2 separate regions of the Homo sapiens genome follow, and region 2 is linked to region 1. Evidence: read pairs that join two places in POLR2A ChIA-PET (ENCODE). Cell type or tissue: A673. All regions are shown on one strand. Links, peaks and the distances in the headings refer to the core of each region. The heading gives the core; the rest is flanking DNA.

Evidence for each region. ChIA-PET counts read pairs that join two places held together with the same protein. Peaks named below come from ENCODE experiments on the same cell type or tissue, not always from the same donor. Only the 100,000 strongest peaks of a DNase experiment are listed, where the experiment ranks them.
Region 2: POLR2A ChIA-PET joins it to region 1 with 5 read pairs; 2 of 35 experiments call an interaction of 5 or more read pairs at or near these places.

The regions. Positions count from the first base shown.
Region 1 is chr12:29,209,857-29,226,195 of GRCh38, forward strand. All of the region lies in intron 1 of FAR2 (fatty acyl-CoA reductase 2), which reads left to right. Among named protein-coding and RNA genes, the nearest start is that of FAR2, 69 kb to the left of the region's middle. In A673, for the core only: no CTCF peak of the experiment used is centred there; a DNase peak (open chromatin) is centred at 7,585; H3K4me3 peaks cover 755 bases; H3K27ac peaks cover 2,843 bases.
Region 2 is chr12:28,893,887-28,910,225 of GRCh38, forward strand. No RefSeq gene overlaps it. Among named protein-coding and RNA genes, the nearest start is that of FAR2, 250 kb to the right of the region's middle. In A673, for the core only: no CTCF peak of the experiment used is centred there; no DNase peak of the experiment used is centred there.

The DNA of each region.
Region 1 (16,339 bases), core at 3,204-11,203:
ATTTAATTTCTTATGGTTTCTTATGCTTTTCTTACTTCATCTCATCAGCATCATAACAATTGTTATTAGGCAGGGTACAGTGACCCAGACCTGTAATTCTAGCACTTTGGGAAGCTGAGGCAGGAAGATTGCTTGAGCCCAGGAGTTCAAGACCAGCCTGGGCAATATAAGGAGACCTCTGTCTCTATAAAAATAAAAATAATCAACCGGGTGTGGTGGCGTGCACCTGTAGTCCCAGCTACTTGGAGGCTGAAAGTGGGAAGATCAATTGAGCCCCGGAGGTCAATGCTACAGAGCTAGGATCATGCCACTGCACTCCAGCCTGGGTGACAGAGTGAGAACCTCTCTCAAAATAAATTAATTAAATATTTATTAGTTAATTAGTTAAATTAATTCTGTTTTAGAAAAAAAGCAATTATTATCACAAGCTAGACAGTTTATCAGTGTTTACTCTAAGATACTCTAATCAAGGTAACAGAAACTCAAAAATACTATCCAAAGTCGGGACCTTGCAAGTGTCTATTTCAAGACTGATTTCCAAGCCCAGGTTCTTTGTGCCACCTCACACCAGAGGTGCATGTCGTCAGGAAGAGCTATGCCATAAGTGGCCAGCCATGTCTTCAGTTGCTAGTGGTTTGGCCTTATTGTATGTAAAAATATATTTATGTATATAAAAACAGTAGAGATTCTGGCAATAAGAATAGATGAATATTCCGCAGTGACTTAGGCTTTCTGTTACATATTCATTGTGATGCCAGTTGGCAGAGGACTAAGCTGGCCATTCCAAATATGATTTCTTTTTTAACTCTTGTAAAACTGTATTGGCTGGGCTCATGCCTGTAATCCCAGCACTTTGGGAGGCCAAGGTGGGCAGATCATGAGGTCAGAAGTTTGAGACCAGCCTGGCCAATATGCTGGAACCCCGTCTCTACTAAAAATAGAAAACTTAATCGGGTGCGGTGGCATGGGCCTGTAGTCCCAGCTACTCTGGAGGCAGAAGAATCACTTGAACCCGGGATGCGGAGGCTGCAGTGAGCCAAGATTGTGCCACTGTACTGGGTGTGACAGAGTGAGACTCCGTCTTAAAAACAAAAAAAAAACTATATCATTCTTATAAGTGGGAGAGTCATTTACTACTTTCATGCCTATAGTGTGTGTGTGTATGTGTGTGTGTGTGCATATATATATATTAGCCATATGTAGGTTTTCATGAAACTGATCTCTGTAGGGTTGATTTTTAGTCTGGCTTCTGCTGAGTTGCATTCTTCTTCTTAAGAATATCTTGTGGACCAGGTGCGGTGGCTCACACCTATAATCCCAACTACTTGGGAGGCTGAGACAGGAGAATTGCTTGAACCTGGGAAGCGGAGGTTGTAGTGACCGGAGATCACGCCACTGCACTCCGGCCTGGGCAATGGAGCAATACTCCGTCTCAAAAAGAAAAAAAGAATATCTTGAATATCTTGTGGGTGTTCTTACATAACCCAGTCAAAAAGACAGATAAGCTCCTCCTAGCCTCTTTCTAAGACTTTAAAGAGTGCTTTACATTTATGAAATGCATATACATTATTATATTTGACCGATCATAATGTTGTCACATAAGTCTATCCTAGCAAGTTAAGTATATCAACAAGTTTAGAAAACTATATTCAGAAAAATTCAGTGCATGTCTAGTAACTGGTTGGCTCAGGGTCAGAATGCAGGTTTTTCTGCTCCTATTGCAGTAGTTGTGCCATCATAAGCGAGCAACTGACCCTTTAAGTTACTGAGCTGCAATGGTGACTTACGAGAGAATCAACTCCCTGTAACTTCATAGCTGTAGAAAAATCATAGCTGCAGAAAAAATAGATTGAAAAAGATGGTGCTATGTGAGTGGCATCATGTTCTACCAAAATTCATATGGTGAAGTCTTAATCCCAGTAGCTCAGAATGTGACTTTATTTGGAAATAACTGTTGTCACAGATATAATTACTTAAGCCGAGGTCATCCCAAAGCAGAGTGGACTCCTAATCTAGTATGACTGGTATTCTTATGAAAAGGGAAAATTTGGACACAGAGACACACACACACACAGGGAGAAAACCATGTGAATAACGAAGTTTTGCTGTCATGAGCCAACAAAATACCAGAAGCTAGGAGAGAGAGGCCTGGAACAGATCCTTCCCTAGTGCCTTCAGAGGGATCAGCCTGGGTGACAGAGCAAGACTCTGTCTCAAAATAAATAAATAAAAGACAAATTCTCAAAGTACGTTCAGAAATATTTTATCCTATTTTTTGAGAACAAATACCTATTCATCAAGCTACTACCAATAAAATTATATGAATCTAATCCTGAGACAACTTAAAGCAAATACTTAAAAATCTGGCTTCCACTTCTACCTCTGCCTTAAAATTAAAATGAATATGTTCTTTTAGAAAAAAATAATTGCTGAATCTAGTGACCCATTTTAGGTCTTTATTCTTGCTGACCATTCTATTCCATTTACCCCTAACCACTAACTGTCCTTGGTAGTTCCACTCCATGATTGTGACCTCCATCCTTGGTTTCACTTTTACTGCTCTAACTGCTCTTCTCTGTCCTGTTTTAAATCTTCTATACTTACAATAACTCAGAATGCTATCTTTTATCTCCTTTTCTTATGTCTTCTTTTCCTATCATTTGGCATAATTACTCATAATTTATATTCTATTCCATATATAGATGACCCCCAAATTTGTGTCCAGCTTTGAATTCTTGCCAGGTCCCCAGACCTGAGTTTCCACCATCTCCTGAAATTGCCCTCCTACATTCCCAGCCAATACTGCAAACTTGAGATATCCAAATGATATTCATCCTTTTCCCCCATAAAACGGCATTACCAAGTTTTATTACCTAAACTTCTTTTTAACTACTTCTTCTTTCTCCATAATTATAACCAGTTGCTATAGTCTCATGGTTAGCAGAATCGTTTTTGCAGGAGCCAAACTTGGGTTTGAATTATCCTGCTATTAATAGCTGAATGCCCTTGGGCATGTTTCTTAACATCAAACAAGATAACGTGTAAAATACTTAGCTGAGTAACTTGCACAAAATAAGGGCTAAATAATTATTATCATTTTTCCTTTGTAGTGTCATTCATCCCTTCTTCATTCCACTAAGTCACAGGATAGGTTTTGTTGTCTCTTATCTAAAAATTACAATAGCATAATAATTGGTCTTTCCTTCTTCAAACTTCCTTCCCATATATAGTGTGTAGTCCATCAAATTTATCCCTACAGAATATCTCTGCCTTGTAAGTCTCCTATTCAGAAGCATTTGGCGTCTCACCATTTCCTCCTTCAAAGTGACAAAGTTCAGCTCCCTTAGCATGTGTTTTATTGTAGCAACAAGCAGAAGATGAGTAGGACTCTAATAATAGCCCTTACTGGAATAAAATTACTATGGGTAAAACCTACACAAATTCACTGCAGAGGCCATAGAACATTAATAGAAATACAAAATGAGGGCACATATGAGCACTGAATCATAAAGGCCCCTGCCATATATGAGTACAATAAAATTAAGTCTATCAGCCGGACGCGGTGGCTCACGCCTGTCATTCCAGCACTTTGGGAGGCCAAGGCGGGTAGATCACCTGAGGCCAGGAATTTGAGACCAGCCTGGTCAACATGGTGAAACCCTGTCTCTACTAAAAATACAAAAATTAACCGGGTGTAGTGGTGTACGCCTGTAATCCCAGCTACTCAGGCGGCTGAGGCAGGGGAATCGCTTGAATCCGGGAGACGGAGGTTGCAGTGAGCTGAGATCGTGCCACTGCACTCCAGCCTGGGTGACAGAAGGAGACTCTGTCTCAAAAAAAAAAAAAAAAAGATTAAGTCTATCTGTAATTGGTTTCCAACTTATTCTTCTTGCCCTATCCCCTTTGTTGCCTTCTACAAAATGTGTGCCGCAGTCAACCTAAACCATCTCCATCCTTCATGCTTTGACCTCCTTTAAGTAAACTTCCCTTTAAATGAATTTACCCAGCTCCACTCAACCCCAAGATGGCAAACTTTGTGGCAGTTAATGGAAGGAGTCTGATTAGAACCAATAATTTGTATAAGAAAACACCAGAGAGCTTTGGATTAATAATAAATATAATCTGAAGTTCCACTCCAGAGTTACCCCAAATCCACACCTCAAAGTTTCTTATTTTGCCTTCAGAAATGCCATCACATTTGAGCACACTTGCAAATTTAAGCACATTTCGTCATCCAAGTCATCAATTTTCATTTAATTTGTCAACCTGTCTTTCAAGAAGCTTTTAGCTTGGATGCGTTATTCCAATAATACTGAAAGAATATTGCTCTTCTGATTTGCTTAGTGATTTTATGCATGGTATTTGAGAATACCACTTGCTGATTAAATGTTGATGCAATATTTTTCCTAACCAGACTTCAGGCATATAAAGTAGGCCTTACTAGGAGCACATTACACACTCTAAATGAAGAGAAAAAAATTATTCACTCATTTCTTCATGTTTGTTGCCTATCATGTGCCAGAAAGTGTTCTAATTGCTGGTGAAACAGAAGTAATGAGACAGACGATGTTTCTGTCCTCGTGGAACTTACATTATTTAAGGAAAGCTGGTTTAGCAAATAAATAAATGAGAACATGAACCTAGAACACAAGAACATGAACATGAATAAGAACAGGAACATGGGACTGGGCACAGTGGCTCATGCCTGTAATCCCAGCACTTTGGGAGACTGAGGTGGGTGGATCATCTGAGGTCAGGAGTTCGAGACCAGCCTGACCAACATGGTAAAATCCATCTCTACTAAAAATAAAAAAATTAGCTAGGCGTGGGGGTGGGTGCCTGTAATCCCAGCTACTCAGGAGGCTGAGGCAGGAGAATGGCTTGAACCAGGGAGGTGGAAGTTGCAGTGAGCCAAGATTGCACCATTGCATTCCAGCCTGGGCAACAGAGAGAAACTCCATCTGAAAATAAAATGATAATAATAATAATAATAATTAAAAAAATAAAGAACGTGAACATAGGTGATATGACTGACGACAGGGAAAGAGAGAATTAGATTAGTGGGTGGCTAGAGAAAGGTGAGAAAGGCATTCTTGAGAAATTGAAATTGTGAGCTGAGACCTGAATGTAATAAAAGAAGCAGTCATGCTAAGATCTAGTGCAAGAGTATAATATTCAAAGAAGAGCGAAGGCAAAATCTCTGAGGCAGAAATGACTGTGGCATGTTCAAGAATCAGAAAAATTATTAAAGGACCTACAGTGTAGTCATGAGAGAGAAATGGATATGTAATGAGAGACAGCTCATGTAGGATCTTGATGTATAATGAAGAGTTTACATTTCATTTGATTAACAAAAATAGATACATACTTCTGAGCTAAATATGAAGACCATAGTACATAAAGCTTTATTAAATTTAAAAAACAAGAAACCTCATGCTTTTGTCTTGTATGTCCAACAAAGAGGTAGAAACAAAGAAAGGGAAAGAAAAATAAAAGATGTAGAAATGTTTGTAAGAAGATGAGTGAATGAGCTTAAGCTGTATATTGATGTTATGTTTGGTCTGTTGTTTTGGTTAAGCTCCCGTAGTCACAGGCATCTTTCATTTGTACATTATTTTTGACATGGAAACTGATCAAATAATTAAGAAACGTATCTGTTAAATAAAGAAAAATCCCACTTTCTTGGAAACAGTAATTTAGATGTTAGGAAAAAATCAAATCTGTTATCAATATGCACTTTTAGGTAAATTCAGTGTCTTTGAGGATGTCTGTAATAGCTTCATATTAACAAAATCTTAACTTTGAGGTAATTATCATTAAATATTTTAGAATCCAAACCACAGATTCTATGTTGGTTCCACTGTCACCAAGGCCTATCTTAGACACACTGTGGTTATAGTTTATAAATAAAATTAATATATCAATATATAAACAAAAATAGTCATTAAATGGAATGAATATGTGATATGCACAAATTATTTTTAAAAGAGTATAAGAACGATTTCCCTTACTCTCATTGAGTTTGAGGTCCAAGGAGAGCTTTAAATATATAACCATGGCCCTATGAATCCTTCTCCTCCTAGGGTTCACCCTTCTGCATCCTCATGGTCAACATAACTCTACCTCAGCTCTCTGGGCTGAGTTAGGGCACCCCAAATTGTGCCACAGGCTGAAGTAAACTTATATCCCTAACTGAATCCCTTGCCCTTCTGATTAAGCAAGATATTACCCAGATCTTCAGCTGGTCTCTGAAACCTCATGGGACTGTGACAATTTCCAGAGTGTTAGGAACTACCTTAAATTAATTAATCTAGAAACAGTTCTCATCTGACACTATCTACCTCCAGGCTCCTCCATGGTAATTTTCTTCAGGGAAGCCTTTTTAGAAAGCCCTGTCCTTCAGCAGTCTTATTTACAACGTCCCACCCAATGACTGCTCTATTTCACTGGTATCTTCAATGATACTGCCCAATACTGTTATGTTTTTATGTTACCAGGAATTTCCTCCCCTTTGGTTGTTGTCCTTTAGGGCTTTGGTCACACACAGTTCATGGAGTTGATGGGGATTGGGGATCTTGGGTTCATTGACTCTGGGAATCTCTTATTGCTCTCATGTGTACAGCAGATGCTGCAATGAGATAAGGATCTATGTCATTTTAAGCCTGATTCAGAAAGGGAAACTTCTACAAAATTTTACATGTGAGCGCCCACTGATTATAAAACCTTTCAAATCTCCTAACCCCATCAACTGCACTTTATGCCTTCACATCATAACAACCTGCAGCTAATAAGAAACAGCTGAAAAAAAAGGCTGCTGTTAGCCTTTTCAGGGGTTTTATTTTTCTTTCTGACAGCCCAGAACATATAGCATTTTGAGTTAATTTCAGGCATTTCAATATTTTAGACTTCCAAAAATATACCAAAATATAAGTCCAGCATTTTGCTTCCATAATGTCAAATTATTAAACTTTTCATATCACGTAGGAGAAACTAGATTTTATCAAAAGAGCTACAAAGCACTTTGGTGTACAATGGTAGATGTGTGCTCAGATATTCACAGTACTTTGCCAAAGAAACTAAACGAATAACAATAATGCAACACCAGAGCTATCCGTCATAAGGTAAGGCTCTCTAATCGCTGGCATTTAAAGACTAAAAGAAAATGACACATTTAAAAAATATTTTGGCTCTTTAGTATAACTTACCCCTACCAGGCACATGGTTAAAATGTAGGAGATTAGGATATTCTGACTAGAATGTAGGAAAAATAGATAAGTTATCATACACTTTTTAAAAAACTTCAAAAAACTACAAATAAAAATGGTCTAAAGAAATGAAAATTTAGAGAAGTCCTTTCTAGATGGGTGAATGCTAGAGGTCACTTTCCTGGAGGCATCTGCTCAGTCCGGGTATGGGAAGGTGGAGAATCTGGCTTGAGACCTTTCTGAAGAAAGGAGAAACAAGTATTACACCAAGAATCTTAGCTGGCATGACAGATTGCAACAGTAAAAACTGAACCCAAAACATAGAGCTGATTCTTCCTAGCTGCTGATTGTCCCCATGGGACTTTTGCTGAGTTTCCAGAAGAAGCAGTACAGGAAGCTGGAGGTGGGGTTAGAAAGGCAGAGAGAGATTTCCATTAACTCCTGGTGCTTAAAATCCAAAGTCAAGCTAGAAGAAAAAGCCTATAATACACACAGGACACATCTCATCCTAAAGATATTCAAAATCAGATGTGAGCTGGAACTTACCAAAATTTAAATTCAGCTTCAACCCAACTCAGTTCCTGATTGGATTGAAGTAATTAAACTCTCCCTAGCTGTCTAACAGAGAAAACAGTATGCCTCTCTGGAGAAAAATATATTTACTCCCCTTTATATGGTTTTTTAAAATACAATGTTCCAGCATAAAATAAATAATTATGACAGGAAACTGTGACCCATAGTCAAGAGAAAAAAGCTAGTCAATAGAAATAGCACATAGAGGACACAAATGTTGGAATTCACAGGAAAGCTCTTTAAAATAACTATTGCAAACGTGTTAAAGAAATTAATAGAAAAGAAACATAAAATGAACTAAGAAATGTAGAATTCCAAAAAAGAAATGGAATTCTGAAGAAGAAGACAAAGAGGAGGAGGAGGAGGAGGAGGAAGAATAAATAATAAAATGATACTGTAGAACTGAATGATAAATATCTAAAATTAAGATGGGCTTGATTGGCCGGGTGTGGTGGCTCACGCCTGTAATCCCAGCAGTTTGGGAGGCCAAGGCGGGAGGATCACAAGGTCAGGAGATCCAGACCATCCTGGCTAACACGGTAAAACCTTGTCTCTACTAAAAAATACAAAAAAAATTAACCAGGTATGATGGCGGGCACCTGTAGTCCCAGCTACTGAGGAGGCTGAGGCAGAAGAATGGCGTGAACCTGGGAGGTGGAGCTTGCAGTGAGCCGAGATCATGCCACTGCACTCCAGTCTGGGTGACAGAGCAAGACTCCGTCTCAAAAAAAAAAAAGATGGGCTTGATTATATAATATTCACAGAAGAGAGAAAGAATCTGTGAACTTGAAGGTGTATTAATAGAAATGATCCCAACTGAAGCAAGGAGAAAAGAAAGGAATGAAAGCTAAAACTGAACAGGGAATGAAAAAGCACATGGACAATCTCAAACAGTCAAATATATGTGTAACTGAAGTTCCAGAAAGACAGGAAAAAGAATAGGGCAGAAGAAATATTTGAAAAGAATCACTAAGAGTTTTACAAAATTGGTTTTTAAAATGTTAACTCACATGGTAAAAAATCTTAGGTTATGCCAGTCAGGATGAACACAAAGAAAATAACACCTAGAAAATGACTGTAAAACAAAAATACAGAGAAAAATCTTAAAAGCAGCTAGAAGGGGAAAAAGTTATATTTAGGAAAAGCACAGTGAGCATAACGGCAAACTTCTCAGAAACCATGAAAATCAGAAGATAATGGAATGATATATTTTAAATGCTGAAAATAGAAACCTTCCGTGTTAGAATTTTATTTATTTATTTATTTATTTATTTAGAGACAGGGTCTTGCTCTGTCGCCCAGGCTGGAGTGCAGTGGTGCCATCTCAGCTCACTGCAACCTCTGCCTGGGATCAAGCAATCCCCTTTCCTCAGCGTCTTGAGTAGCTGGGACTACAAGCACATGAGACCATGCCTGGTTAATTTTTGCATTTTTGGTACAGACAGGGTTTTACCATGTTGCCCAGGCTGGTCTTGAACTCCTGGGCTTAAGTGATCCACCCACCTTTGCCTCCCAAAGTGCTGGGATTACAAGCATAAGCCACTGTGCCCAGCCCACGTTAGAATTCTATACCCCAGATAGGTACTATTATTACCTACCTCACAGGATTTATTTATATGAGGATCAAACAGCCTGGCCCATAGTAAACACTAAAGTAATGTTCAATACGTAAAATAAAAATTACTCTGCTGCTGGGATTGTAAATTGCTATAATCTCTCTTGGGGAAAAGAATACCTGAAGCAAGTGGAACAATATCATAACATAACATAGGTGGTATTTATTTTCCTCATACTTTTACATAAACAGGAACTTTCAATATTGTTAAAGCAGGACAGGTCTGATAGAGGACACACTCCATGAGAACAGGGACTTTGTTTAGTTCACTGCTGTACATCAGCACCTAGATGAGTACCTAGGGAATCTGCATCATGGATATGAGAAAACCTTCTGATAATAATTTATAGTAAATGTGTTTTAACTCTGAGTAGACAAGAAAAAAAAAAGAGAAGGAACCATTGAAATTTAGATATATTTAAATGCTTAAAAACTGAAACTGGCTTGGTTACATACATATAAGTCATTCTGCCAATGCCCATATCTGTGATGCTGACAGCAGCTCTTTCATTTCCAGAAGACCCCCAAAGGAGGAAAGTGATATCATCGTTTTCCTTTATCCTAAAAGCTATGTTTTTTTAAGAACTCAAATAAAGAAAACTTTTCTTTTCCTTTTTGAGGATGAAAAATTGAATGAAAAAGAGAAACATTCAAGCCAGATTTAGAAACCCAGAATCTGAAGTGTTTTGGAGCCAATCTTTTATTATTGTGCTTAAAATCAATTATTTTATTTTGTATTTGATTACCCATTACAAATCAAGGAATTTTAGAGCTAGTGGGGTACTTAGATATTATGATCCCTGCACATTACAAATGATCCAGTTGAGTCCTGGCAGTAGTCACAGTACTAATTAGAAACAGAGCTGGCACTAGAACCCAGGGCTTTGCTTTGACGTTCAAGGTGAATTTTTAATGGACTCTGGCTGTGTCAATTTTTCGTTAAGACCTCTTTCACTTCCTCCATGCAGACCCTTTCTTGGTTACATTTTCCCTGATGATGAATGTCAGATATAGATTTAGAGCATCACCCACTCAAAGCTCTTTCCCGGAGTACAGTGCAAGACTTAGTCTAGTTTCTTTCCATAAATCAAAAGGTATAGGGAATCCTATGGGTTAATGTCTTTGAGCATATAGGAAAGATTTTAATTTGTAGTAATCCTTAAGAGAGGTGGAATTTGTGCTCTTAAATGACTTGCTACGTTTCTCTATTAATTTAATGGATGAGTATGCAGAAATCTACAATTTGAGCTTTAAAATCAAGGCCTTTTTACTATTTATACTTCAAGAAAATATGGTGGTTACCTATTTAAAAAGTAACTGACAAAAAATTGTTTATGATATTTAGTGTAAATGCCCATTTTTTTCTCCATTCATCAACATTTTCTCTCATTGTTAGCAGTGTAACATCCCAGTCACACGGCACCAAAGTATGTTACCAGTGGGATATCCATACGATTCTGTAGCAACCTCAATTCTTGCCTCCTCAGAAGAAAGAATTTGACCAAGGGACAAAAGGCACAGTGAGAGTCCGAGGCAAGAGTGAACGTTTATTTAAAAAGCTTTAGAACAGGAATCAAAGGAAGTAAAGTACACTTGGAAGAGGGCCAAGCAGGCGACGTGAGAGATCAAGTGCATGGTTTGACCTTCGACTTAGGGTTTTATATGTTGGCATACTTCTGGGGTCTTGTGTCCCTTCTCCCCGATTCTTCCCTTGGGGCAGGCTGTCCTTATCCACATTGGGCTGCCAGCGCTTGGGAGGGGCTACTGGCGCAGTGTGTTTACTGGAGTTGTGCGCATGCTCACTTGAGGCATGAAGTGAGCGTGCGTACAACTCCAATAACTGGTAACAACACTCCCTTACCAGGGGCGTATTCCTGTAAGGTCATATACCCGTAAAATCAGCCGCTTTACCTCTTAGTGCGCATGCTCAAGCCCACTTGCCCAACTCCAGAGATCTTATCTGGAAGCTAATCACCAGTTTCAGGTTTTTCTACTTATTGGGAGAACTGCCTTTCCCTGATGCCGACTAGGACCAATTATTATTTTAGAGAAAGTGTAATAACCACCTGACCATCATCTGATGGTTGCCTGACATTCCTGGTCGGGGCGGGGAGCCTTTTCCCACCCTGCTCTTGCCTGACCAGCTACCTACTGTAACATAACCTCTTCCCTGTCTCCCAGTTAGGGTTTCTGCAATCTGACTGATATATTTGGAAAACTAAAGGATTGTTTTCAATTGGAAAATGCAAATATCATAACTATTAATTCCTTCTAGTACACACATATTCAGACTGAATGAAATTTAACTACTTTAAATACCCCATCTATTCGATTTCTCTTTTGTCTTTCAAGTTTGTCAAATTATTTTAGACACTTTATTTCCTGCTAAATGGTCTATCTCAAAGCCAGTTTTCTCCCCCAATTTAATCCTGCAGCCAGGCATGATGCTATATACGTAAGAATGATATATCATTATTATTACCACCAATTTTAGAAAATGAGCTCGCTTTAGGGTCATCCTGAGTTGACTTTAAACCTTTTATTTTTAATGGGAAATACAATTACAGATGCTGCTCAGAGAATTGCTTCAAATTTTCCAAACTTGCTTTTTTTTTTGAGACGGAGTCTCGCTCTGTCACCCAGACTGGAATACAGTGGCATGATCTTGGCCCACTACAACCTCCGCCTCCCAGGTTCAAGCAATTCTCCTGTCTCAGCCTCCCAAGTAGCTGGGATTACAGGTGCCCACTACCACACCCAGCTAATTTTTTTGTATTTTTAGTAGAGACGGGTTTCACCATGTTGGGCAGGCTGGTTTCAAACTCCTGACCTCGAGTGATCTGCCCGCCTCGGCCTCCCAAAGTGCTAGGATTACAGGCATGAGCCACTGTGCCTGGCCCAAATTTTCTTTTATGATCGACCACTCTTCACATTCATCACTCACTGTTATAAGAAAATCGGTCTCTGAGCATTACATACTCTTCCAATCTATTTGAACTTGTCCCCATTGCCTTGTGTAGAGACTTACTAATGTTTCAATCATAGTGATATTTCATTGTTTTGATTGTTAAAGAGAAATTATTCAAACACATTTTTTAAGTGTCAAGAAAGATTTTATTCAAGACTATTGCAATAGGGGTCAAGACTATTGCACTAGGGGAGAGAGAGTGAATTCAACTCCAAATACAAATAGGGACAAGTGGGGATTTAGAGTAGGAGAGAAAATGGACAGTTACTATGAGGAACTTGCTTAAGGTATCAAGGAAGGGGGTAGGAGGAGAGGAATTCTCCTCACTCTTGATATCTAGAGTGATATTTTACCTGTTTCTTTTTCTTCATCTGGATTCTTCATGGGACACCTTGATATCACTCTAGATATCAAGAGTGAGGAGAATTCTCAATAAACTGGCTTAATAGGATTCTTTGCTAAAGCAGGGTTCAGGAGGTCAATGTCAAGGCTTAGTTCAGAAGAGGAGCCTGACTAAAGTTGGGTCAAAGAGGAAGTCTTTGTCTTTGTTAATCTTTCAAATTTGAATTCACCCACTAATAAGGACCAATTTAGAATGCTATATGTACTTTACAAGTTCTTTTCTAGACCTGGAAAATAAGCTCCATCATTACTCATAATGACATTATAGGTAACTGACGCCAGCTGTCTTCATAAGAACAAAATTATCTAGCAGAATTGCACACACACTGACAATTTGGTCCAAATGAATTCTAGGAAATCTGATTAAACTCAGAGGGTAATGAAAATATTTGTAGTATTTATATTGTGCTTAGTATTTGCCAGGTACTGTCCTGAATCATTTGCATGGTTTAATCTCTTAGTCCTCCCAACAGTCTATTGGGAGGTATTACTAACAGTCTGTAGGGAAGTACTATTACTAGCCCCATCCCAGGATTACAGACAGAGAAACTGAGACACATAGCAGTTTCAAAGCTTGTCTGAAGTTACTCAATTATAATATGTCAGGTTTGTGATTGGAACCTAGCACTATAACTTTTGAGATGATGTGTTTACTACAGTGCATTCCTACTTCTGTAAATCTCTTCTCCTTCCTTTCTCTGAGCAAACACATAAAACTGGGAGGTAGGTAGGAGAATTGGGATGACATTCATTTGTGGAAGTCCATATACTGTGTCATATTCTTCATCTTCAGCACTTTTAATCTCTAAAACATAGTGCAGTATTTAGCAGGTCATCAATAATTTTTGTTGTTGGGTAAATGGCTGATCGAATGAATTAACAAAAGGACTGGATACTCCATTTCTGATCACCATAGAGATAACCAAATTACGTTTCTCAAACTCTGTCATGCTGAGGGCTGCAGTGACAACATTTTAGGACTAGAACACATTACTTGGATTTCACAATACAAAGATGATTGCAGTTGTCCCTGGTAAGCTCAGCCCACAGAGCCTTTCAATTCAGCTTGGGGTGAGCTGCACTTCAGGCATGGGGATATAATAGTGTGATGAACCATTCTTCTGAAGGTTCTTCTGAAAAGCTGCTGGTCTTGGGATACTGTGAGAGCCCCTCTCATTGCTCTTTAGAAGTAATTTAAATTTTTCTGCTACATTGTCTGCTCAGCTCGTATTCTGGTCATAGAGGAACCTGAAGCCAGAGAAACTAGACAAAAAGGTAAGAGAAAACCAAGCAACAAATGCAGTCTCAGCTGTTGCTAACGTTATTCACAGGAGTGACAAACTGAATGAATCTTAGGGTGAGAGACTGGTCTTTTTACCTCATTTACACTTTTCCTTGGTCTGCACTGTAGATCAGCAGAACTCATTTATCCTAAGAAATCGATGACTAATTTTCTGTGAAGCAGAATCAAGAAATCTGGTCTACATTGGTTAAAAATAAGTACTTGGTTCACCTTGTGCTGTGAAGTCCAAGCCAAATAATTGTTGCAAGTTGTTGAAGCATTTGAGTGAAGAAAAACTGACCAAGTTCACTATGACTGCATGAAATGAAATGCTGAACTTTTTGGGGTTGAGGGGGTTGGAAGGATGGATGGAGGAAGACAGTTGTTTCCAGTCTCTGAAATTCAATTCTGCAGTAAGTTTCTGTATCACCAAGTGTCACTTTGGCATACCTCGTGCATATTTATAGTCTAAGGCTTTTCATATAGGATTCAAACATAGATTAAAGTAGCAGGGAACTTGAGAGCTCCAGGGAAGAATATGATACTTTAATTGCATTTGATCATTTTATTGAATTTGCCTAGGAAAATCAATTAAAACACAAAACTTAATTTTTGTACTTACAGCAGAGATTATACATTCCATCTTGTCCCTGACTATAGATTTTTGCCTTTTGCTTTTCATTAAATAATCAACTTCAAAGTACTCAGAAGGCCGATGGTTCTATTCTGCTGGGTATGGGCGAACTGGAACAGGGCCTTCATTCCACAAACATTTTACTTGTTTCTTTTTCTTCATCTGGCTTCTCTATGGGACATGTTCAAATTCTATACATACCAAAGCAGTGACTTATTAGACGTATGTAATGTTTTAAAAAGATAATAGTGTATTTAAATTGCAAATGGAATTACTGCAATAATATGAAATATGCATGATTATATGGAACAGTTGAAGAGTTCCCAAGTGAATATTAATTGCCTTGTATCCTTCCTTGAGGCAAAGGCATATAAAAATAACATGAATTCACAAGTAGTTAGAGCCGAGTGTAGTGACTCAGACCTGTAATCCTAACACCTTGGGAGGCCAAGACAGGTGCCTCCCACTTGAGGCCTCCAAACTTGAGGCCACAAGTTTGAGACCAGCCTTGGCAACATAGCAAGATGCCATCTCTGCAAAAAGTAAAAGAATTAGCCAGGTGTGGTGGTGCACTCTCGTAGTCCTAGCTACTTGGGAGACTGAGGTGAGAGGATCACTTGAGCCTGGGAGGTCGAGGCTCCAGTGACCTGTAATGGTGCCACTGTACTCCAATCTGGGTGGCAGAGTGAGACCCTGTCTCAATAAATAAATAAATAATATGAAAAGCAGTTAGTTAACTTTGTAAATAAAGAACGTTTAGACAATTTGTTTAACTTCTTTGAGCCTCAGTTGTCTTATCTGTAATAATGAGGTCTGCCTTTTAAGATTATTGTAAAGGTTAAATGGGATAATACATGTGAAGCCCCTAGCAGAAGGCCTGGCACAAAAAGTGTTAGCTATTGTTGTTACTATTACTATATTATTATTGTTGTTGTTGTTGATCAAAGCTTACAGTTACAAGACAGTACCAATTACATAATGCTCTAAAAAATTCGCATATTTTTTTCCAGTGGGAAAATTGGATGAAGGTGCTCTGGAATAAGCTCTGTAATACTATTTCTAGTCAGAGTACACCTCAAAGAAGGATCAGAACTCATATAGAACCTAGCCTTTCCGCTGCCCTAAGACAATGGGGCAAATGCTTACTTGGAAATTCCAAAATAAACAAGCAGCGAAGGTAAATGAAGAGAATGATTTTCTGTCTCCACTGGAGCTGCCACAGCTTTGTTTATCACATTAGTGCACCTTCACAAAGCCTCACCTTTTTTCAATTTCAAAAATGATTGCAGCTTTCTTCATTTCCAAACAAAGGACTATGGTTTGGAAATAACACACATGTGAAGGTGAAAGTGCATGCTCTTTACCCTAGAGAATACTTAGCCAGAAATATCTTACTAGTTTCTTACAGGAAAGGAGACTATATGGCTCTGGAGATAGAGATCCTGGGTGACAGTTCTTGCTCTTTCTCCCAGCAATCAGATGTCAATCAGACTCGTACAAATTACTTAAGCTCTCTGCCCTGAGCATTTTTATATGTTACCTCATGGAGTTATTGTAAAGATTATATGATAAAATAATTGCATGATGTGTGGGACATTGTCTGCAACATAGTAAGTGCCCAATAAATGTTAGTGATTCTTATCTATTTTGTTGGATGATA
Region 2 (16,339 bases), core at 3,231-11,230, 320 kb before region 1:
TTACCAATTGCCATGTGTTCCATATTTTTTGTTTGAACACATCACCCAACACAGAACTTTCATCTAAAAATATAGTGTAAAGTCACTCTTAAGATGTCAAAGCAAGTTACATGGAACTACAACCCTCCCTTACTGGCAGAGTGCACATGGTCCTTCAGTAAACTGATCTGCCTTTTAAAATGATTTTTCCTAAACCTCCTGCTTTAATTATTTCTTGTCCTTCCCTCAGGGGCCATTGCTAGCGAAAGACCATAGCAACCTTTTAGATATTTATAAACTCTGTTTGTAGATATAATAAAACTTATGGTGCAGCCAGCTAAATAAAGACACAACCAGCTGCTATGTCTTCTACCCTCTGCATTTGAATGAGACATTAGTCTATAGAGATTATGAAAAGAACATGAAAAAATTTGATATGCTAACAGCCAAAGTAAATCTCAATTATATCAATGGTGTAACATCTTTGATTCAAGAGATAGTGTAAAGTCATTTCTTATACCAAAATGAAATATCTTCTGTTATGAGCACTAACATATTTTGAAGAACACTGGTCTTGAAGCATGCTCCATAAAAAAGATGAATTTTGGAAATGCTATATACTAAACCCTTTTCTTGTAGTGTCATAATGCATATTAGTATATTAAAAACTCCGAGAAGTTCTGTCCCAATGAGATCCATTTAATTTTGTTGAAACCTTTACAATAACTTCTCATATGTTTTTTCATTATAATACCTATTATTATCCCAAGGAACTATTTCTCCAGGATTCGTGTCCCAGGAAATGCTGTCTTTCTCTTTGTGGAAATGAAACATAAGTGGCCACAGTTTTCTTTATACGGCCAAAATACTATTAAACTGGCACAAAATAATAACACATTGCTGTCATTCTTTTCATGGTTTCATTTGTTTCTTTCTCTTAAGGAAAAAAGTGACTGATAACACAGATTTCATTCTAAGTTCTTCCTTTCACCCACCAGTCCCCTGACTAGAGATTACTAGTGCTTACTGTGTAGTCATAGAACTTTGGAGCCACTGTGTCTTTCCATGTGTGTCTGCAAATCCTTACCAGGCGTGACTTTAAAGGGTGTCAGATTAACGGTGTGTTTCATTACCAATAACAATAGTAACAGCAACAATATAAGAAATAATAATACAACTTTAAAATCAACTGTCTTTTAGGGGAAAAGGAGGATATGTGAAAAAGTATCCATATATAGTATTTTTTCCTTTCCCTGGGAACAATAAAGACAAAACAGAATGTGAACATAATTTCTGAAAGAAGTAACTAGAATAATAAAGTTTGCCTGTTGGGAAAGGTCTAGTCACCACTCAGGTTGTAGTGTTGCTACAAGTACATTTAAAAAGATTTCTCATTTTCTTCACCTCTAATTATTTCCAATACCTGTTGTGTTCTTATGATTGTTGAGGGTGTGGGTGAGCTGTGAAGACTTGTAGGAAGTTGGTTAGTTGGAATAATACAGTTGGCTTCGTGGCAAGCTGAAGGTGAAAGGCAGAGAGTTTCATTACTAACATTTTGAAAGCACTTCAAAATATGTTCCTTTTGCAGCTTTTGACATCCAGAAGCCAAATGTCCTCTTGAATTACCACTTATCAATATGAGCATTCTGATCTGTGAATAAAAGCACAGGACAGTAATTATTTCAAAATGAGACTTAAGACATTAAAGTCTAGGGCTCTTTTAGAAGGTAAAATGTTGTGTTTGAGGATACAGACTTTAAAAGTCCTACTTTTTTGTTAGAACCTCCATTAAAAAATGATACTTCAATCCTGTGTTTTTGTAGCCTGATTTTGGAATTAAGCCCTATGGGATAAAGGCACAAAACAAGGTGAATTGTAAAAAAAATCTTACTTCCAGATATATGTCCATGGGCCTATATTAACTTAAAATACTTACGAATACATGCATTTTCTATGTGGATTATTTCTACATTCAATGATACCAAAAGTTTATATGTTCAGCATTTATAAACCAAATGCCTTTCTTCAAACCAATTTAATAGAATTAGAGTATCAGAGATGTGTGTTTTCTGAGTTGATTGTGAATTTGGCTTAGATAGTCTTGGTAGAAAGTTGCCACCCTCCAATCTTTTTTCCACCTAGCTGAAAACAAGCCAGAACACACCATTTCCCTGGCTACAAACCATCAGACTCCCCCCATTTCAGTTACAAGGAAGATTATATAGTGATGGGCCAATAGCTCAAATCTCATCTCTGACATTTGGCAGCTGTGTGACCCTTATGTTCTCATCTGAGTACTTGGCGTAATAATACTCCCCCCACAGCATTATTGTAAGTATTGGGAATATAAAGACCAATAAGATTTGATTCATGTTCTTGATATATTGTCAAGTCTGACATATTTCATGAAGACTTTTTGATCTTCCTAACCAGACTGTGAACCGAATAAAGCATGGCCCAAGACTTATTCATATTCATACAACTGGCACCATACATGCCATACGGAAGCATTAATAAATGTGGCTTGAATTGTGTTAAATTACAGCAGAGATAGATTGTCATTTATTTTTCTTTAATATGGCTCTGTGCATGGTGTAGGCATCCATATGAAAACAGGCGAAGATGGTTCTGTGGTCTGGCTGGGCCCTGTACAGTGTGTTTAAATCCAGGTTGTTTTTGGTATTGCTCTGATGCAGATGACCACTGGCTGAACCCCTCTTTCAGTCATACTGTTCTCTAAAGAGGACAGAATATCCTTACTTGGCATAAAGTACAGTGATATCACAGTCTTAAACTTCTGTTCTCATCCTTTCCAAATTGTATCTAGCTCTCTATGACCTAAATCAATACTCATCATAAACTCCAAAATACAACACAAACTTCCTCTCCCACACCCCTCTACCAGGCTTCTTCTAGAATGTACCCTCTGCTCAATTTAAGTTGATGATAACTAAACCCTATTATTTGCTTTAAATAGGAAAGAGATAGTATTGAAACAGTCCTTTTTAATTCTGAGCATAAATGTTTCATCAAAACCATGCAACCTCTACAGCAGTTCATTTTCACACACTCTGAGAATCCAGTAGAATGAGTAAAGAGATAAATGAATGTTGAACTACACTTTAAAGAAAGGATTAAATCAACCTTTCCAACCCAGTCATCAAGAGGAAAACCATTAATGATTTCAGTTTTGAAATATAAACGCAATGCAACATGGGCCCCTAATTATTAGTTTGTTAGAGTTGCTATAACAAAGTATCACAAACTGAATGGCTTGGACGACAGAAATTTATTTGCTCATGGATATGGAGACCAGAAGCCTATGATCATAGTATCTACAGGTAGCTTCCTTCTGAGGGCTGTGAGGGGAAGTTTTTTCATGTCTCTCCCCTAGCTCCTGGTGTTTTTCTGGAATTCTATTACATTCCTTGGTGATATGGTTTGGCTGTGTCCCCACCCAAATCTCATCTTGAATTCCCACGTGTTGTGGGACAGTGACCCGGTGGGAGGTAACTGAGTCATGGGAGCAGGTCTTTCCTGTGCTGTTAATGTGATAATGAACAAGTCTCATGAGATCTGATGGTTTTAAAAAGGGGTCTTTCCCTGCACAAGCTCTCTTCTCTTGTCTGCTGCCATGTGAGGTGTGCCTTTCACCTTCCACTTCAACTGTGAGACCTCCTCAGCCATGTGGAACTGTAAGTCTAAGAAACCTCTTTCTTTTGCAAATTGCCCAGACTTGGGTATGTCTTTATCAGCAGCGTGAAAATGGACTAATACAGTAAATTGGTACCAGGACTGGAGCATAACTGAAAAGAAAATGTGGAAGCAACGTTGGAACTGAGTATCAGGCAGAGGTTGGAACAGTTTGGAGGGCTCTGAAGAAGACAGGAAAATGTGGGAAAGTTGGAAACTTCCTAGAGACTTGTTGAATGGCTTTGACAAAAATGCTGATAGTGATATGAACAATAAGGTCCAGGCTGAGGTGATCTTAGATGGAGATAAGGAACTTGTTGGGAACTGGAGAAAAGGTGATTCTTGTTATGTTTAATGAAGAGGCTGTCAGCATTTTGCCCCTGCCTTAGAGATTTGTGGAACTTTGAACTTGAGAGAGATGATTTAGGGTATCTGGCAGAAGAAATTTCTAAGCAGCACAGCATTCAAGAGGTGACTTTAGTGCTGTTAAAGGCATTCATTCTAAAAGAGAAACAGGGCATAAAAGTTTGGAAAATTTGCAGCCCAACAATGTGATAGAAAAGAAAATCCCATTTTCTGAGGAGAAATTCAAGCCAGCTGCAGAAATTTGCATAAGTAATGAGAAACCAAATGTCAGTCACCAAGACAACGGGAAAAATATCTCCAGGACATGTTAGAGATCTTTGTGGCAGGCCCTCTCATCAAACACCCCGAGGTTTAGGAGGGAAAAATGGTTTCATGTGCCAGGCCCATGGTCCCTCTGCTGTGTACAGTCTAGGGACTTGGTACCCTGCATCCCAGCTGCTCCAGTCATGACTAAAAAGGGCCAAGGTACAGCTCTGGCTCTTGCTTAAGAGGGTGCAAGCCCCATGCCTTGGCAGCTTCCACATGGTGTTGAGCCTGTGAGTGCACAGAAGTTAAGAATTGAGACTTGGCAACCCCTGCCTAGATTTCAGAAGATATATGAAAATGCCTAGATTCCCAGGCAGAAGTTTGCTGCAGACCCCTCATGGAGAACCTCTGCTAGGGCAGTGCAGAAGGGAAATGTGGGGTCAAAGCCCCCACACAGAGTCCCTACTGGGGCACCACCTAGTGGAGCTGTGATAAGGGGGCCACTGTCCTCCAGACCCCAGAATTGTAGATCCACTGACAGCTTGCACCACGCACCTGGAAAAGCTACAGACACTCAATGGCAGCCCATGAAAGCAGCCAGGAAAGAGGTTGTACCCTGCAAAGCCAGAGGGGTGGAGCTGCCCAAAACCATGGGAGCCCACCTGTTGCATCAGTGTGACCTGGATGTGAGACATGGAATCAAAATAGATCATTTTAGAGCTTTAAGATTTGGGTACCCCGCTGGATTTCAAATTTGCATGGGACCTGTTGCCCCTTTGTTTTGGCCAATCTTTCCCATTTGGAACAGCTGCATTTACCAAATGCCTATACCCCCGTTGTATCTAGGAAGTAACTAACTTGCTTTTGTTTTACAGGCTCATAGGCAGAAGGGACTTGCCTTGTCTCAGATGAGACTTTGGACTGTGGACTTCTGAGTTATTGATGGGAAGGCCTGATTGGTTTGGAAATGTGAGGACATGAGATTTGGGAGGAGCCAGTGATAAAATGATATGGTTTGGCTGTGTCCCCCACCCAAATCTCATCTTGAGTTCCCACATGTTATGGGAGGGACCCAGTGGGAATTTATTGAATAATGGGGGCACGTCTTTCCCATGATGTTCTCATGATATTGAATAAGTCTCATGAGATCTGATGGTTTCAAAAAGGAGAGTTTCCCTGCACAAGCTGTCTTCTCTTGTCTGCCACCATGTGAGACATGCCTTTCACCTTCCACCATGACTGTAAGGCCTCCCCAGCCACATGGAACTGTAAGTACAGTAAACCTCTTTCTTTTATATATTGCCCAGTCTCAGATATGTCTTTATCAGCAGTGTGAAAATGGACTAATACACTTGGCATAAATGAACATCGTCCTAGTCTCTGCCTTTATTCTTACATGGCTTTCTGTGTGTGTGTGTGTGTGTGTGTGTGTGTGTGTGTGTGCATGTGTGTCCATGTCCAAATTTCTCCCTTTTATAAGGACACCAGTGATAATGGATTAGAGGTCCATTCCACTCCAGCATGACTCATCCACACTTAACTTATTAAATTTTCAATTACCCTATTTTAAATAAGGTCACATTCTGAGGTGCTGGGGATTAGGACTTTAACATATGAATTTGGGGAGGACAAAGTTTACCCATAAGATGGTTAAATACTCCCACAGCTACCTTTTCTCTTACAAACAGAGACAGCTTCTGTTGCTTCTGTGACATTGAAACACATATGGCAAGGAGGCTTCAGTTCAAGACTAAGAAATCCCCAGAAGTTAAGAAGTTAAGAGAATATGACATAAAAACAAAGAGAGTAGGAGTATATTTTAACAAGCTTACAAAGAAGACAACCACAATGACTAAGAGAATCCATGTAGAAGAATTTTTGCCACTTGCAGCTGCCCCCAAGGGGTCCACTCACTGAGCTTTGAGTGCCTGACACACTACTGTGGAATGAATTTAGTAAACTAATGAATGACTAGGGCAATCTTGCTTGACCTCTCAGGCTTATTTGCTTTAATTGTTCATTTGCTCCATCATGACACAACACTGATATTTTTTGGCTTACATGGTAATATGGTTTGACTCTGTCCCCACCCAAATTCCAGGATGAATTGTAATCTCCAATGTTCGGGGAGGGACCAGGTGGGAGATGATGAATCTTGGGGTCAAATTTCTGATTGTTTTTCTGGTGATAGTGAGTTCTCAAGAGATCTGGTTGTTTGAAAGTGTGTAGCACTTCCCCATCTTTGCTCTCTCTCTCCTGCCAGCCATGTGAAGATGTACTTTCTTCCTGTTCACCTTCAACCATGATTATAAGTTTCCTAAGGCCTCCCCAGAAGCAGAAGCCTATACAGCCCATAGAAGCATAAGCCAATTAAACTTCTTTTCTTTATAAATTACCCATTCTCAGGTATGTTTTTAGAGCAATATGAGAATAAACTCATACAGAAAACTGATACCAGAGAAGTGGGGCATTGCTATAAAGATACCTGAAAATATAGAAGCAACTGTGGAACTGAGTAATAGGCAGAGGTTGAACAGTTTGAAGAGCTCAGAAGAAGAAAGGAAGATGAGGGCAAGTTTGGAACTTCCTAGAGACTTGTAGAATAGTAGTGACCAAATGCTGATAGTGATTTGGACAGTGAAGTCCAGGCTGAGGAGGTCTCAGATGGAGATGAGAAACTTATTGAAAACTGGAGTAAGGTCACTGTTGCTATACTTTAGCAAAAAGACTTGCAGATTTTCCCCCTGCTCTAGGGATCTGTGGAAGTTTAAACTTCAGAGAGATGAATGAGGGTATCAGGAAGAAGAAAATTCTAAGCCGCAAATCTTTCAAGATTTGGCCTGGATGCTTCTAACAGCATGCATTCATATGTGTGTATAGATAGATTATCTGAGACTAGAACTTATATTTAAAAGGAAAGCAAAGCATACAAGTTTGGAAAATTTTCAGCCTGACCTCATGGTAGAAAAGAATAACCTATTTTCTGGGGAGGAAATTGGGGGAAAATGGTTTTGTGGGCCAGGCCCAGCGCCTTGCTGTTCTGTATAGTCTCAAAACGTGGAGCCCTGCATCCCAGCCCTTCCAGCTCCAGCTGTAGCTAAAAAGGCCCCAGATATGTCTCAGGCCACTGCTCCAGATGGTGCAAGCCAAAAACCTTGGCAGCTTCCACATGGTGTTAAGCATGTGGGTGCACAGAGGGCAAGAGTTGAGGCTTGGCAGGCTTTGCCTAGATTTCAGAGGATGTGTGAAAACATATGGATGTCCAGGCAGAAGTCTTCTGCAGGACTGGAGCCCTCGTGGAGAACCTCTACTAGGGCAGTGAGGAGGGGAAATGTGGAGTTGGAGCCCCCACATAAAATCTCCACTGGGGCACTGCGTAGTGAAGCTGTGAGAAGACAGCCACTTTCCTCTAGACCCCAGAATGGTAGATCCACTAACAGCTTGTACCATGTGCCTGGAAAAGCCACAGGCACTCAACACCAGCCTGTGAAAGCAGCCAGGAGGGCTGCAACCTGCAGAGCCACAGGGGTGGAGCAGCACCTGGCTTTGGGAGCCCATCCCTTGCATCAGTGTTGCATGGATGTGAGACATGGAGTCAAAAGAGATTATTTTGGAGCTTTAAGATTTAATAACTGTCTTCTTGGGTTTCAAACTAGCATGGGGCCTGTAGCCCCTTTGTTTTGGCAAATTTCTCTGTTTGAGAAATGTAATATTTACCCAATGCCTGTACCCCCATTGTATCTTGGAAGTAAGTAATTTGGTTTTGAATTCACAGGCTCATAGGCAGAAGGGACTTGCCCTGTCTCAGATGAGACTTTGGATTCAGACTTTTGAGTTAATTCTGGAATGAGTTCAGATTTTGGGGGACTGTTGGAAAGGCATGATTGTGTTTTGAAATGTGATAAGGACATGAGATTTGGGAGAGGCCGGGGTGGAATGATATGGTTTAGCTCTGTGTCCCCACCCAAATCTCATATTGAATTGTAATCCCTAATGTTGGGAAAGGGACCTGGTGGGAAGTGATTAGATCATGGAGGTGGATTTCCCACTTATTGTTCTCAGGATAGTGAGTTATCATTCATGAGATGCAGTTGTTTGAAAGTATGTAGTATTTCCTGCCACCTCCCCGCCCCCCGCCTTTTGCTCTCTCCCTCTCTTGCTGGCAATTTGAAGATGTGATTGTTTCCCCTTCACCTTCCATCATGATTATAAGTTTCCTGAGGCCTCCCCAGAAGCAGAAGCCTCTACAGCCCATAGAACTGTGAGACAATAAAACCTCTTTTCTTTATAAATTACCCATTCTCAGATGTGTTTTTATAGCAAGGTGAGACTGTTATAGAATAAGCTATAAAATTTGAATTCAAGATTAAAACTGTTATACAGATTGGATTGCAATTTTAAATATCTGAAACTTGAGAATATTTGTTGATTTAAGAATAGCCTGGAAAAATTGAGTCAGCTCAAGATTTTATCTAAGTGCATTTAAGAACAACTCAATAGAATGGGTATAAAAAGGAAATAGTAGCAAAGAACAAATGTATTTTCTGCTTATAATTTACTGAGTCAATGCCTTTAATCAACTACTTACAGTGACACGGGAGCATTTGGTATGCATAAAAATTGCAAATATTTTGTAAGACTGAAAATAGCCATATAAAAGCTATATTATATATGTATACATACTTGCTAAGGAATATATAGGTGGAGGTGGAGCATATGATCAGATTTGCCTTTTAGAATATCATTCCTTAAGAAGTATGAAGTAAAATTGAAAGAAGTTATATCTCAAAGTAGAATGACCAGTCAGAAGGCTATAGACCAACACATATGGCAACTCAACATATGTAGAATGTCACAAGTAAGTTAATATCTCCCAAATATTTGGTTCAGTGCCTTGGGCATTTACAGTCATGATCTTGTTCAACTACCATCTAAGAGCTAATAACTTGTATATTAGTTTTGACTATATTCCTCTCTCAACAATATAAAATATTGTAAATAATGGATTAAGTACTTATAGATTTATTTATCTCATCAATAATCTCATCAATAATGGATTAATTACTTATGGATTTATTTATCCTGTAAAGAAGAAACACTGAGTTAATCAATTTAGGGTGTTTTAGTGATATCAACAGAGATTATGTCTCTTTCCATTTTTCTTTTCTTCTAAGCCCAGCTTGCAGGCTATTGTCCTTCTTCTCTTGCCAATGGATACAAAATAGCTGCTGAATCTGCAGATCTTATGATCTCATTCCAGGTAGGAGAAGGAAAGGGGAAGTAGCAAAGGGCAGAAGGACAAAGGAAATGACAACCATCTTTCTCAATCAATTACACTTTCCTGAATCCCTTACCCAGCGAATTTCCAATTACATCTCATTAGGACTATGTCCTATGACATCCATAGCTTTGGTAGGTAAAAGCAAATGCAATTATATTTTCAACTTTTATCACTGTCTTGAATTTTCCCTTGGACTTCTAATCTGTATAGCTAGCTCCACCTGAATATCCCAGGGGCAACTCCAGCACCACAAATCTAATACAAACTGAATTCTCCTTCTATCCACATTTCTTCTCCTTAGATGTTCTGCAATCTAGTAAACATCTTAAGACAGAATTCTTGGTATGAGCTCAAATCTTCTTTCCACACACTATATTTAATTGATAATCAAGCCATGTCTTCTGCCTCCCAAATATTGCCTGAATTTTCTCTTTCTTTCTAATTCAAAATTTTTTAACTTAGTTTTGGCTCTTGTAGCTCTTGCTTAGAAAATTGCAACAGCCTTCTGACTGGTCATTCTACTCTGAGACATAACTTCTTTCAATTTTACCTCATACTTCTTAAGGAATGATATTCTAAAAGGCAAATCTGGTCATGTGCTCCACTTCCACCTATATACTCCTTAGCAAGTATGTATACATATATACATATAGCTTTTATATGGCTATTTTCAGTCTTACAAAATATTTGCAATTTTTATGCATACCAAATGCTCCCGTGTCACTGTAAGTAGTTGATTAAAGGCATTGACTCAGTAAATTATAAGCAGAAAGTACATTTGTTCTTTGCCACTATTTCCTTTTTATACCCATTCTATTGAGTTGTTCTTAAATGCACTTAGATAAAATCTTGAGCTGACTCAATTTTTCCAGGCTATTCTTAAATCAACAAATATTCTCAAGTTTCAGATATTTAAAATTGCAATCCAATCTGTATAACAGTTTTAATCTTGAATTCAAATTTTAAAGCTTATTCTTTTTCCAGTAAGGAGTTTTGTGATTATTGTTAGACCAACTCTACCTACACTATGAAGGATAAATATTTACAGTTTTTTGATTCAGGATATGTCTCCCATGGATAGCCCTTGCAACATGGTTCTTGATCACTAAATCCCACACTTCTACCTCAGAAATTATTTCTGTTAGGATTATCTCTCAACCCCAACTGGACCACTGGGGTAGGACCAATTTCAAGACTCAATTTTGGCTCTCTTCTGTAGGTTTTGTATCTCTACTCCATGGGATATACTTGACTTTTCCCCAGGTGTGGTGAAGGAGATGTTTATTTCCTCTGTAATTCTTTCCTCCCACTCTACAACTGGGCACATCTTCAGCCAGCTTCTTGCCTTTAAATATTTTTATTTTCAGTATGAGTTAGGTTCCAGTCCTTATGTTACTCAAATGCTAGGGAACACCTCTTGAGATTTCGAATGGTTTTCTGAAGAAAATGGTAGGAAAACTACCTACTTAACTGGGGTCTGGGGATAGATTTCCTACTCTATATTCCAGCCCTAGTGTTAAAATGAAGAAACTGAAAAGCATAGATGTAACATTTTCCAAAAACATTTATTCTATTCTACCAACCTCTTAATAAAGTTTTGATTCCCATTGTATAGTTTGGAGGAGAATGAGAAGCTATGTCAGTCTATGTCTGACATACTAACAAATCCATCCTGAAGACTCAGAAGCTTAATAGAACAAATGCATCTCTCACTTATGATTTATGTCTAATACCAATCAGCTGGAGACCCTGACCTACACAGCTACTCCAAGACCCAAGCAGATAGAGATTTAACCACTTGGTGGCTCTTTCATTTCAAAATGTGTCTGCAGATTCTCTACAGCAGGAAAAGACATAAAGTACCCCATTGCCTTAATCAGGAAGTGACAAATGTCTCTTTTTCTTCTGATCACAGTTCATTGACAAGAACTACTCATACTCTGAGTATGACATATCTGAATATGATGTATGAGTATGACACATCTGAGATATGTGTCTTTTCAATGTCTAGGGAGGAAAATACCACTAATAATCTCACCACAAAGACTAATAGTGGCCAAGCTGGTAGCCCATTGTGAGTCCAAACACCTATTTTAGAATGTGCAGGGTTTTGACACCTATTATCCTCAGCACAGAAACATCATCCAAAATCCAGAAAAGAAAAGGCATATCTAAATTGCCATCATCACTACCATTACACTTTGGGGCCTTTATTAAATAAAGCAAGGGTTACCTTAACACAAGCACTGCAATACTGCAATAGTCAATCTAATAACCAAGACAGCTACTAAGTGACTAATAGATGGGTGCTCTATATGGCATGGATATGGTGAACACAGAAATGATTCACATCCCAGGCAGGAAAGAGTGGGACAGCACAATATTTTATCACACTACTCTGAATGGCATGCAATTTTAAACTTATAAATTATTTATTTCTGGAATTCTTTATTCAGTATTTTGGACTGCAGTTGATCACTTTACGTGAAATCATGAAAAGTGAAACCACAAAGTGGAGCTATTTTATTTTTTTAAATGGCTGAAACCTTCCAAAACTTATTGAAAAATATTAATCTATAGATCTCAGACTCAATGAATTCTAATTCTAAGTAGGATAAACTTTAGAGATTCACAATTAGACACTTCATAACCAAACTGTCAAAGATGAATACAAAAACAATTTTTAATGGAGCAAAATAAGTGATTCATCACGTGCAAAACATCTTTAATAAGATTGACAACCAATTCCTCATCAACCAAGAATTCTATTTCCAGCAAAATTATCCTTCAAAAATGATGGAGAAATTAAGACATTCCAATATAAAACAAAACCGAGAAAATGTGTTACTATCAAACCTACCTTACAAGAAATACTAAGGAGTTAATATTATATTATTTCAGGCTGAAATAAAAGGACACAAGACAGGAACTTTACACATGGAGAAACATGAAGACCAATAAAGTTAACTCCATAGATAAACATAAAAACAACTTGAATACATTTATTTTTGTAACCCTTTTTTTCTTATCTGATTTAAAATGCAATTACAAGCAATAATTATAACTCTAAGTTGATGGGCACAGAATGTTGAAAGATGTCATTTGTATGATAATAATAACTCAAAGGAGGAAGGAGAAACAAAGCTCTACAAGAACAAAGTTTTGTATATAATTGAAATTAAATTGGTATTAAACTAAACTAGATCATTAAAAATTGAAATGTTAATTGCAATCCCCAGGGCACCAATAAAAAATAATGCAAAATAATATAGTAAAGAAATGACAAAGGTATGGAAATGGTACACTAGAAAATACATATTTAGTACAGAGAGGCAGAAATAGAGAAATTGAAGAACAAAAAAGATGTGACATATAGAAAAATGGCAAAATGGCAGACATTACTTCTACCTTATCAAACGATTACATTAAATATAAATAAATTAAATTCTCAAATCAAAAGGCAGAGATCAGCAGAGAGGATAAAATGTTCCAAATGTATGCCATCTATAAGAGATACAATTTATACTCAAAACTAAAAATAAGTTGAAAGTGAAATGATGAAAAATATATACCATGTAAACTGACCTAAAGGAAACTGGAGTAGCTATAATACCAATATTGAAAACAAACTTTAGAACAAAATTGTTACAAGAAACAAAGAGGAACATTTTATAATGGTAAAGGTTCAGTACATTAAAAAAATAACAATTACAAACATATGTATCTAACAAGAGTGCCTCAAATTACACGTATCCAAGACTGACGGAAACGGAGGAAGAAAAGGATAATTCAATAATAATAATTGGAGACTTCAGTACCCCATTTTTTTTTTGAGACAGAGTCTCGTTCTGTCACCCAGCCTGTAGTGAAATGATGTGCTCTTGGCTCTCTGCAACCTCCGACTTTCAGGTTCAAGTGATTCTCCTGCCTCAGCCTCCTGAGTAGCTGTGATTACAGGTGCCCACCACCACATCTGGCTAATTTTTTTGTATTTTTAGGAGAGACGGGATTTCACCAGGTTGGCCAGGCTGGTCTGGAACCCCTGACCTCAAGTGATCCACCTGCCTCAGCCTGCCAAATTGTTGGAATTACAGGTGTGAGCCATCGCACCTGGCCGTGTACCCCATTTTTAATAATGGGTGGAAATAGACAAACACCAATAAGTAAATAGAATATTTAAACACCATAAAACAACTAAACCCAATAGATATCTATAGAACACTACACCAAACAACAACAGAATATACTTTCTTCACAAGATAATTTAATTTTAAAATGGGCAAAGGATCTGAACAAATATTCCTCAAAAGAAGAAATACAAATGGACAAAAAGCATGTGAAAAGATACCTAACATCATTAGTCATTAAGGAGTGCAAATCAAAACCACAATTAGGTAACACTTCTCACTTGAATGGCTATAATAAAAAAGACAGACAACTACAAGTGTTGGTAAGAATATGAAGAAATGAGAAACTTTATATACTTCTGGTGGCATGTAAAATGGTTGAGTCATTTTGGAAAACAGTCACCCTAGGCCTCAGGCTGGTAAAGGGTATCAGAGAGGTGCTAGAGACAAATTGCTGAAGAGGTAGAAAATAGGGTAACACTCCAGAGCTAAGAAGAGCCAATGGAGTTCAGGAAATAATACGAAAACTGAGAAGGTTGGAGAAGGGATGGTTTTGGTCACATGACTCTCTCTTCCTGAGAAATCACTGTACAGCACCGAACTCCAACACTGTGGAGCTGCAAATAAGTTCATATGCCTCATGTTTCATTTTCCCACGTATCAGTTCTGGTGGGCGTTTACCAGAAAGTAAATCCTCATATACCCCAACATTTTTAGTTCCAGACTCTAGAGACACAAAAGATTACAAGTTGCTTCTGAAGAATTAGTTGCAGGAACCTCTGCATTGCCCTTTTGTCAACAAAAGCCATAGGCTTGTCTGGCTGACTCTATAAGGAGGAGAGAGGTATTCTTCCCTTGACCTACAATGGCACTCTCAAGTCATTCCTTCAACTAACTGGTCTTCTTTTCATATAGACTGGAGCTAAGTGATGGAGATTGATCATAAATTGAATGTGGCCAGAACCAGTTTTAAGAATTTTTCTGTACTTATTTTCTATTATTTCTAGCTTTAGGATTTTAGAAAAATATTTAAGAAAGCAAAAAAATGCATCAGGTTGCTTACTTCCATTTATCAAATGACTTGCTTGTTCTATCCATAATATTATTTTAGACAGAACATGAGCACATCTTTACTATTTTTAATCTTTTATTTGTTACAGCCATAATATATAATGATATCTTAAGAATTACCTTTTCTTAGTTAGATGCTATTTACTCAGAGTAGTCTTTGCTTATTAAACTATTTAAGGAACTCCTTTCTGAGTCATTCTCAGTACTACATCTTCAAGCTGTATCCTTTGAAGCAATTCAGAATCTGTAAAATAATCTTACTCATTTATTATCCGTTTATGTGCTTCTCTCCCCATTAGCATATCAATTTCATTAAAGTAGACTTCATTGTCCTTTTCATTATGTCCTAAATGCCTAAAACAATTTTGACACACAGTAAATACACAATAAATATTTCTTTAATTAATACATGACTAAATAAGAATAAAAAGCACATGGTCCAGTTTTATTGACCTAGATCTTAAATTTCTTTATCCGTTGATAGAATAGTTTTATATCCATTGCTAATTTCCAAGATGTTCCTTTTTTATTGATTTCACTTATCCTCTAAGCATTTTTGTCCAATTTTATTGTTCATAGAATATTAGGATCTAAAAAGACATTTCAGTTCATCTAGGTCACTTGCCACATTTGAAGACCACCCAGTGATCTACCAGGTAAAATTGAAAAGATTTTCATGAGGAAATTTGAACTTGCTCAGAACCAACTTTCATAGCCATCTAGGCAATGTTTTTTGGAAAGTCTGTAATCATTAGAAAGCACGGAAAATATTTGAGTCATACTTTTGCTTTATGTATTGAATCATTTTCAGATTATTTGCCTTTCAAATACCTCAAATATGACCACTTCTTTCCAGTTTTGCTAACTCCATCCTGCCTAGATTACTGCAACAGCATCCTGTCTTATTCCAGTTGTATTCTTCTCCAATTCACATTGCAGTTAGAATAAGCTTTCTGAAATAGAAATATCATGTGGTTTTCCTTATTTAAAAACATAAAATCCTCAAATATTTTCTACTAGTTCTCAGCCTAAAGTCCAAGTTTCTTAATATGGACTGCAGACATCTTCATGACTTCTCCTGTGCCCTTTATAGCTTTATTTCGAACTACTCTCCTAAACTTCTTTTACTTCCTAAGAGACTATTGTGACTCACAATCAATCTCTTTTCCCACCCTCTGTCTCTCTCACTTCCTAACAGAAATATTATTTATAAGTTAAATCATTTTCATAATTTTATTATTGAGTTGTTCATTACCAACATATAAAAATACAATCGAGTTTACATTGATCATTGATCTTCTATCCTGAACCCCTGCATAATAGTTCAAATAAGTTCATAAATTCCATAGTGTTTTCTACATAGAAAAAATTATCATTTGTGAATAAAGATAGTGTTACATATATTCCTTTCTAATCCTATAAGAGGTCTTCAAAAAGTTTATGAAAGTGTGTATTATGAAAAACTATGCATGGGTTTTTTGTATGAAAATAAATTCATACTAACTTGTTATAACATGTCTGAACAGGATCTAGTTTTAGGCATTAAAGAGGATAAGATATCACTTTGAAAACAGCC